2 separate regions of the Homo sapiens genome follow, and region 1 is linked to region 2. Evidence: read pairs that join two places in POLR2A ChIA-PET (ENCODE). Cell type or tissue: PC-9. All regions are shown on one strand. Links, peaks and the distances in the headings refer to the core of each region. The heading gives the core; the rest is flanking DNA.

Region 1 (4,390 bases), core at 204-4,203, 840 kb after region 2:
AGACTGAGGGGCTGGTGTTTCATTCTCATCCTCTTACCAAGGAAAGAGGCTCCAGTCCCTAGAACTTTTCTGACATGACACAATCTCTCAAATAGACTCCTGAGGTAATACATCTTGTGACGCTATCACTACAGACTTTTTTCTTTTCTTAGGAACTTTGTCTCCAGCTCTCCTTCTCTAAATTAGTTTTTTTTTTCTTTCTTTCTTTCTTTCCTGTTTATCCTGCCTTGGGGTATTGAAAAGAGTTTTCTCCTCTCTGTCCCTCTATTTTCCCATTTGTAAGATGAGGATTTGGGCAATACCAGTGCATCCCTCCACCCCCACCCCACTCCCATTTCTACTTTAGCCACACGACACTTTCTTCACATGAACTCTTGCCTTAAAGACTAAACAAACAAAACAGGTTAAATGGAGCTCAGAGGAGAGGGGAGACATACTATGGATGTATACGGATATGTACTTTTATCTGAATAAAAATAGCCCTGCTGGCTCATCTCCTGCCCTCCAATCCAGGCATCGGAGGCAACACACAAGGCAGACTTAGGTTCCCTTCTGTTCCTGATATTCTGTGAGAGCTAAGTCCTCAGAGACCCTCTGCTGGGAGTCACGGTTTCTGACCCTGAGTGTGACCTGCCTTGGTCACATACTTCTCTCTTGTGTAAAATCCACAGCTTCCAGCTCCTGGACACCACCACCAACTTCAAGCTCTACTATTAATCAAAAAAACTGAAGGCAATGGCCATCTTTTCGCTGTCTCTACCATGACTTCCAAATTAAAAACCCAAAGCCTCACTAATTCTCGTGTTCGCTCACTGGCAGATCTGTAAAATGGTCAGAGGGTACCAACTGCCCACAATGGGGATGTTTGGCAAGAGGCCAAGAACTCACTGAGGGCTGAAGAAGCATGTTTTGATGGGGGACAAGGTTGGTAGAAGGCAGGGGAAACAAGACAAAAACAGAAAAAAAGGCAACAAGAGGACACAATCAGAGAAGGCAGGATGGAAAATGGGACAGCATGGCCACGGCTGCAGCAGGCAGGGGCAGGGCAGAGCCCTGAGGGCACATGTGCCCTGAGCCGCCAGCCTGGATGGGTGAGGAGGGCCAACAGAGGCAGGCAAAACCCCACACCTGAGAGACAGGTCTAAGCGGTCCACGGATATGCCCACTTGTAAACTCATCTGGGTGCATCCACTTCACCAGAGGACACAGCTAGGCGATATGGTAACCACTGAGCTACACCGCTGGGAGACAAATCAAAGAAAGATAAAGCAATCTTAGGCATGGAGCAGGAGAATAAAGAGAAATCTCGGAAGGAGTTACTGTCCCTGCATCTTCTAGATACTACTTTAGAAATATCCTTCAGAAAAGAAAGACAGAAAAGACCCTTCAGAGGTCTTTCTGCTGAAGGACAGGGACAAAAGACTTGCTTCAGCTAAGCGCTGACCTGTTTTCCTCCCAGGTGTGCTTTTACCTGCCGACAGACTGACACTGCTACCATATGGGGTCAGACTCCCAAACCCCACCTATGATCACATGCTGGCTAGCACCCCCAATTCAGTCTGCCAAGACGAACCCGAACCCCTACACCACTCAAGCACTTTACAGCAGATATACACGAGGGGAAAAAATTCTTCTTCAAACAACAGTGTTTAGCTGCTCGGTCCCCCTGAGGTTTAGGTGAGTTCTACCTACTGCTGCCCTCCCTAACACATCAGCTTCATGTGAGTCCCAGAGAAAGCCCAGCCTACCAGATAACCTGGGAATGACCAGATAGAAAGCTCAGAGTGAAGCACAGAGCCAGGAGCGGCAACTGTCCTAATGCAATATGGTGCTGATCAAGCCTCAGCCAAAGAATCACTACCATCTGCAGGCACCAGGTGTAAAAGGGATGATGACAAGCCAGCAAATCACGTCAAGTGATGGGGTCAAGCGATGGGCAGCTGAAGTCGGTGGGGACTTTTGGTTCAGAGAAGATTAAGGGAAGAAGGAATCTATCACTACCTTAACTATAGAAAGCAATGGCTCTCCAAGTGCAGTCCTCTCCCAGCAGCATCGGGATCACCTGCGAACTTATTAGAAGGGCATATTCTTATGCCTCGACCCAGACCAACTGAACCAGAAACCCTGGGGATGGACTACAGCAATCTGTGTTTTCACAATCCCTCCCGGGTGGCTGTGACCCACACTGAAGTTTGAGACTCAAACTTTTTGTTCTAAATCAGGAGTCAGCAAACTTTTTCTATAAAGGGCCAGATAATAAATATTTCAGGCTTTCACTGTGGGGTTATCTCTGTTACAACTACTCAGCTCTGCCATTGTAGCACAAAAGCAGTCAGACAATGTGTAAACAAATGGGTGTGGTGCAGATGAATGGGCACGGCTATGTTTCGAAAGCACAGAAACAGGCAGTGGGCTGGACGGGGCAGGCGGTGGTTTGCCAGTGTCTGTTCCTTAAAAAGATGGGGCTTTAAAGGGTAGGACTGAGTCCAGCAGTTAGAGATTTTTAACTTTCACTGAAAGCTGCCTAATAAAAGCCTACATTTCCATCTGTCCATCCTTCCATCCACTCATTCAGCTCACTGCCAAACCATTTCCCCTCCTTTATCCTTCATAAACCCTGGTCCTTGAAGTTCATGGCATCATGCTTAGCCACCGGACTCCCCCCTCCTTGTTGCTTCAATCTTCCAGTATCCTGGGCACTATCCGTCATCATCAGTGGCTCCCTGTCTCCCTCTCCACCACAGCTGTACCATTCAAGGTGACTTCAACAAGAATGTAGATGACCCACCCAATACCACAGCCTCCTCTCTCCTCACAATTTTACAGTTATCCCACCTCAGCCACCTGGTCCATGGTCATGCCCTAGGTCTTGTCAACACTAGAAGCTGCACACCTCTGAAGTGTCCATTTCACCACCACTACCTCATATTCTTCCAGGTCACTTCTGATACTCTCGCTCCAGCATTTCTTCAACCTCGTCACGCAACAACTTGTTCATTTTCCATTATGCTTCCATGGGCTTTTCCCTTCCTACCCAGCTTTGCTTATATAGTCCATCATTTATATTTATTCTCCTTATATTTACCCTTTCACCTATGTCCCTCTCTCCCTCTGTTGCACTTACCTGGGAAAATGCCAACCCAGATTAAACTCAACCATCTACCCACTCCATGCCTCACCTGAGTGGCTGAATGTTGCTGGAGGAAAATGCTAAACTGTGCTGAATGGTCTCACTTTAAATTCAGAGCCATGAATCCCAAATGGGCACTATGGAAATTCTATTAAACCTCCTTTATATGTTCATTGTCTGCTCTCCAAAATAACTATTTCATGCTTTGTCTTGTCTCCTCAAATCGCCTATTCTCCCTCCTCTCAGCTGAGAAAATAAATCTCATAAGAACTCTATCTTCCCTCTACCAAATCTACTAATCGACCTACACCTGTATGTATAGTCTCTTCTTTCTCTACTGTTAAAATTGATAGCATCCCTGTACTGTGTTTTTAAAGGAATCAAAATACAACCCTGCACTTTGGAAGGCTGAGGTGGGAGGATCACTTGAGGGAAGGAGTTTGAGACCAGCTGGCCCTTGGGCTGTAATTTACAGAACCCTGGCCGAGAATATCACCCACCTATTAGTGAGACCCTATCTCTACAGCGAGACCCCCATCTCTACAAAAATAAAAAAATCAGCTGGGCATGGTGGTGCATGTCTGTAGCCCCAGCTACTCAGAAGGCTAAGGCAGGAGGATCACTTGAGTCCAGGAGGTTGAGACTGCATGCAGTGAGCCGTGATCATGCCACTGCACTCAAGCCTGGGTGACAGAGCAAGGCCCTGTCTCAAAACAAAACAAAAACACACACACAACCCTTCCACTTAGACAATGATTTCATCCCCACATACCTTCTCAGAAACTTCACTCTTACCATTAACCTTCCTTTCTTCTTAATCTTCTATTTCTTACTCTGCAAGATCCTTCTTGGTGAGGCAAACCATTAAAAAACCCTTTCTTTACCTCTCAGTCCCCTGAAAGTACTGCCTTTTTTCTGCAAAACTTCTTGAATCGGTTTTCTAAGGCAGCTGCCTCCCCTGTCTTCCCTCCTATCTGCTCCTCAGACCTCTCCAATCACACTTCTACCTCCTCTAATGAATTGGCTGTGATTCAAGTCCAATGATCTCTATGGGTGCTTCTCTGTCATCTTACTCAACCTCTCAACAGTGTTCAACACAGTTCTTGGAACACTTTCTCCTTCTAGCTTTCATGACACCACACTTCTATTCTCCTCCGACATAACTGGCTACTCTTTCTAAGTTCTCCTTTGCTGACTACCCCTCCTCTGCTCAGCTTCCGAATGCTGCATTTCCCAAGAAGCTGTCCTGGAACTCCTCCT
Region 2 (4,390 bases), core at 165-4,164:
AGTGAGACTCAGGATGACATGACATCACAAACAGCTCTGTGATCCTGCCAGGGAAGGGTTGCCTTTCTGCACAGGCTTGTCATTTTGGCTGATGTTCTGGTTATCTATTGGTGCATAATAAACCACCCCCCAATTTTTTTAAGTCATTGAAAAAAATCATTTTGTTCATGAATCTGGAATTTGGCAAGGCTCAATGGTGAAAGCTTATCTCTGCTCCATGCAGTGTGAACTGGGATGGTTCAACGGGGAGTTAGAAGTTCCAGTTCCAACATGGCTCACTCACGTGACTGGCAAGTTGGTGCTGTCAGCTGGGAGCTCTGCTAGGGCTGAGGACCAAAGGTCTTGGTTCCTCTCCATAGGCTGCCTGGACTTTCTGATAGCATGAAGACTGGGTTAAAGATAATCATTCAAAGTGACAGAAAATGGAAGATGCCAGTTTCTTAAGGCCTGGGCCTGATACCTGGCATAGTGTCATTTTTGCTGTATTCTATTGGTCAAGGAGTCAGAGTCTAGATTCCAGAGGAGGACACACAGATTCCTCCCCCTACCCCACCACCTTTCAATGGGAGTAGTGTCAAAGAATTTGGGCTGCACTTCTAGAGCAAATCCTTATGACAGATGGGGCACCACTCCCTTCAAGGTTCATTTCAGGTAAAACCAGTCAGGAACTTAGTCTAGTGGGAAAAGTCAGACAATAATCAAACAACCAGATAAATCTAAAGAGAAACTTAGCCAGGTGGGGCTAAGATTCTGTGCAAGGGAAAGCTTCTGTGAGGAAGTGATGTTTGAGCTGAAGCCTATTAAGGTAACTAGGAAGCACTTAGCAAAGAGGGTAGGGGCAGATGAGTAGGTAGGGATACCAGAAAGAGGAAGCAGTGTATACTTTGTGTATACAAAGTCCCTGGGGCAAAAGGGGCTGGTAGAGTGTAGTAATTAAAGGGTAGCATGGCATAAAAGAAAAAGATTATAGGGCAAGAGGGGGCTTGGGTAGTGGGTAGAGACCAAGAACTTGGCAGAGCCTTGCTAAGCAAGGTAGGCCATGCTAAGGATTTTGGTGATTTTTATTTTAGGGACAAAAGAAAGCTACTGAAATATTTTAAGCAAGAGGATGACGTGATCCAATTTATGCTTGGAAAAGATCTCTTTGGTTGCAGTGAGGTATACAGATTGGAGTGGGGCTGTGTAAGTGCACAGAGACCACTTTAACCGAGAAGGCTACTGCAGTGAAAGTGGATGGTAGTTTGAGAGTCAGATAGTGTCAGAGATGAGAGTAGGTTTAGGATATTCTGGAGGTAAAATTGATGGAACTTAACAGAGAGAGGGAATAAGGGAATATGGGGACAAGGAAAAGGTGTTTTGGCTGTCTATTGCTAAAAACCACCATAAAATGTAATGGCTTCAAACAGCAACTTTTTTTTTTTTTTTTTAAAGACAGAGTCTTACACTGTCGCCCAGGCTGGAGCGCAGTGGCGCGATCCCAGCTCACTGCAACCTCCGCCTCCTGGCCTCAAGCAATCCTCCCACCTTAACCTTCCTAGTAGCTGGAACTGTAGGTGTGCAGCTAATTTTTATATTTTTCGGTAGAGACAGGGTTTCATCACGTTGCCCAGGCTGGTCTTGAACTCCTGGGCTCAAGCCATCTGCCTGGCTCAGCATCCTAAAGTGTTGGGATTACAGGCATGAGCCACTGCACCTGCAAAAAAATGGCTGCAATCATTTTATTATTTGCTCACAATTCTGCAGACTGAGCAGGACTTGGTGGGGCAGCACATTTCTGCTCTGCCCATCATCTGGGGTAACACAAATGGCTCAACTTGAATTATGTGTTTGGGTCCTCAGTTCTTGCTGTCAGCTTGGTTGCTGGGTTCTCTTCTGCATGGCTTCTCCTTTGGTTAGTGTAGTGGTCTCAGGTAGTTGAATTTACATGGTAGCTGGCTTCCCTCCAAGTACAAAAATGGAAGCTGCCAGTTTTGCCACATTCTGTTGGTTAAAGGTCAAAGGCCAGCCCCGATTAGAAAAGGGACTACACAAAGGCATAAATATTAGGGGATGCCAAATTAAGTCTACCACACAAAGTTTCCTGGGTTTTTGACTTTTTAATTTTTTTTTTTTTGAGACGGAGTCTTACTCTGTCGCCCAGACTAGAGTGCAATGGTGCAATGTCGGCTCACTGCAACCTCCGACTCCCAGGTTCAAGCGATTCTTCTGCCTCAGCCTCCTGATAGCTGGGATTACACACACCCGCCATCATGCCTGGCTAATTCTTGTATTTTTAGTAGAGATGGGGGTTTCTCCATGTTGGTCAGGCTGGTCTCAAACTCCCGACCTCAGGTGATCCACCCACCTCAGCCTCCCAAAGTGCTGGGGTTACAGGTGTGAGCCACTGTGCCTGGCCAACTTTTTAATTTTATTGTTAGAGACGGGGTCTTGCTATATCACTCAGGCTGGTCTCAAGGTCCTGGCCTCAAGTGATCCTCCCACCTCAGCCTCTGGAGGTAGCTGGGATACAGGTGTGCAAAACCGTGCCTGGCTTGGGTTGCTGACTTTGGCACTTGGATGGGTGGAAGTGCTAGTGATGGTAATGGGAGCACTGGAAGTCTTGCTTCCGTTCTCCTTCACTAAATAAAAATCTACTCATCTCTGTAGGAAGGGTGATTATATTTCACATATTTCTTCCTCAGAGTTGCTTTCACTGACCCCTCAGACTGGGTTAAATCCCTTTGTTATACAGTCTGTGGTCACCTTGGTCTCCCTTTAGCTATTCATTGCACTGGGGAGTGCTGTGGAAAGCCTGGCCTCCCCATTAGATGTGAGCTCCAGGAGTCTTGGTGCTGGGCCTCACCTGTTCCCTGACCCCCATTCCAAAAACCCAGCCCACCTGGCTCAGAGTAAGTTCTCAATCATTGCTGAATTGAATCTCATCTCACTTTCTTTTTCAAATGAAAGCTATCATGACCAGTTAGGATCATGTAAATATCATTTACTATATTTTTAAACCAAAACTTTCCTAAATATGGGCCACTAGGACCAAAGCCAGCAAGGAACTGGGATAACACCTGAATTTCTGATGCTAAGTGTAGTTTTGATCTGTATATTGGCTGTGAGGTACTGCAGCTGCTGTTATCTGATAGAAAATGTGGAACTGATGCCAACAATGCTATCTACTATTCTAAATGCAAATAATCCCACTGACGGGTGAGGGAAGACTGGAGCAGGCGTCAAAAGCTTCTTTAGTCGGAAGTGGCTCCAAGGGAGTCAGGCGATGTGCAGTGGCCAAGGATGCCATGGGCAAAGGTAAAAGAACCAAGGAAAAGTAGCCATTCTTTTAATATAAAATTGTTTAATGTTTTTCTTTGTTGCAGTACACTCAATCCAGATGTAGTGGATGAGGTGGCCAGATTTTTTCAAGATTCTTAGTCCACCAGGAGCTGATTCCATTTGTGTCATCCCTACTCTGGTCACAGAACATTCACATCTTTAATTCCAAATACTGAGCGTGATGTAAATGATGTAATCAGTATCTAACACGAGTATATACTTTCTTGGTGGCCACTGCATGACATATCAACAGTGCAGCCTCAAAAAAAAGATGTTTTGTAACTTGGCCCTTTCCAAAAATAAATATATTAGGACACTAAGCTTATACCTTAAATGAGGGCAGAATAAATATGAATGAAGTGCAAGCTCCTGTGAGGAGCAGTGCATGCAGATGATGTACTTGCTTGTATGGTGTGGCCAGCTGTAACAGAAAGCCACTGGAACGGCACAGTGCCTCCTCACAAAGCCCATCCTGGGTATCATGAGGAAAAAGAATGACACATAGCTTGGCCAGGCTGCTGGAACCCATGTTCCAGTGGCATCTGGAGTTCACTGTATTTTCTTTTTTCTTTCTTTTTTTTTTTTTGAGACAGAGTCTTGCTCTGTCACCCAGGCTGGAGTGCAATGATGTGATCTCAGCTTACTGCAACCTCTGCCTCCCAGGCTCAAGAGATTCTTCTGCCTCAGCCTCCTGAGGAGCTGGGATTACAGACACGTGCTACCATGCCCGCCTAATTTTTGTATTTTTAGTACAGACAGGGTTTCACCATGTTGGCCAGGCTGGTCTGGAACTCCTGACCTCAAATGATCTGCCTGCCTCAGCCTTTCAAAGTGCTGGGATTACAGGCATGAGCTACTGGGCCTGGCCAGTTCACTGTATTTTCGAACAATTTCCAACAGAAAGCACAGCAGTGACGTTTCCTTACTGGTCACTGCTCCCGTGCTGTGAGGCCTGGAGCTGATCAAGGAAGCTTACACATTTCCCGGCCTGAGCAGATGAACTCTAGGGTTGCTAATCTGGGGACGTGGGTTCCTTCAAGCTCTTTGTGATGAGAAGGATTTTCATCCTCCT

The links. Peaks named below come from ENCODE experiments on the same cell type or tissue, not always from the same donor. Only the 100,000 strongest peaks of a DNase experiment are listed, where the experiment ranks them.
Region 1: POLR2A ChIA-PET joins it to region 2 with 6 read pairs; 2 of 35 experiments call an interaction of 5 or more read pairs at or near these places.

The regions. Positions count from the first base shown.
Region 1 is chr5:140,251,803-140,256,192 of GRCh38, forward strand. All of the region lies in intron 3 of PFDN1 (prefoldin subunit 1), which reads right to left. Among named protein-coding and RNA genes, the nearest start is that of PFDN1, 49 kb to the right of the region's middle. In PC-9, for the core only: no CTCF peak of the experiment used is centred there; a DNase peak (open chromatin) is centred at 2,349; H3K4me3 peaks cover 350 bases; H3K27ac peaks cover 3,943 bases.
Region 2 is chr5:139,406,883-139,411,272 of GRCh38, forward strand. It overlaps DNAJC18 (DnaJ heat shock protein family (Hsp40) member C18), which reads right to left. Exons shown (of 8, transcript NM_152686.4): 8 at 3,321-4,390. Among named protein-coding and RNA genes, the nearest start is that of SPATA24, 5.0 kb to the left of the region's middle. In PC-9, for the core only: no CTCF peak of the experiment used is centred there; no DNase peak of the experiment used is centred there.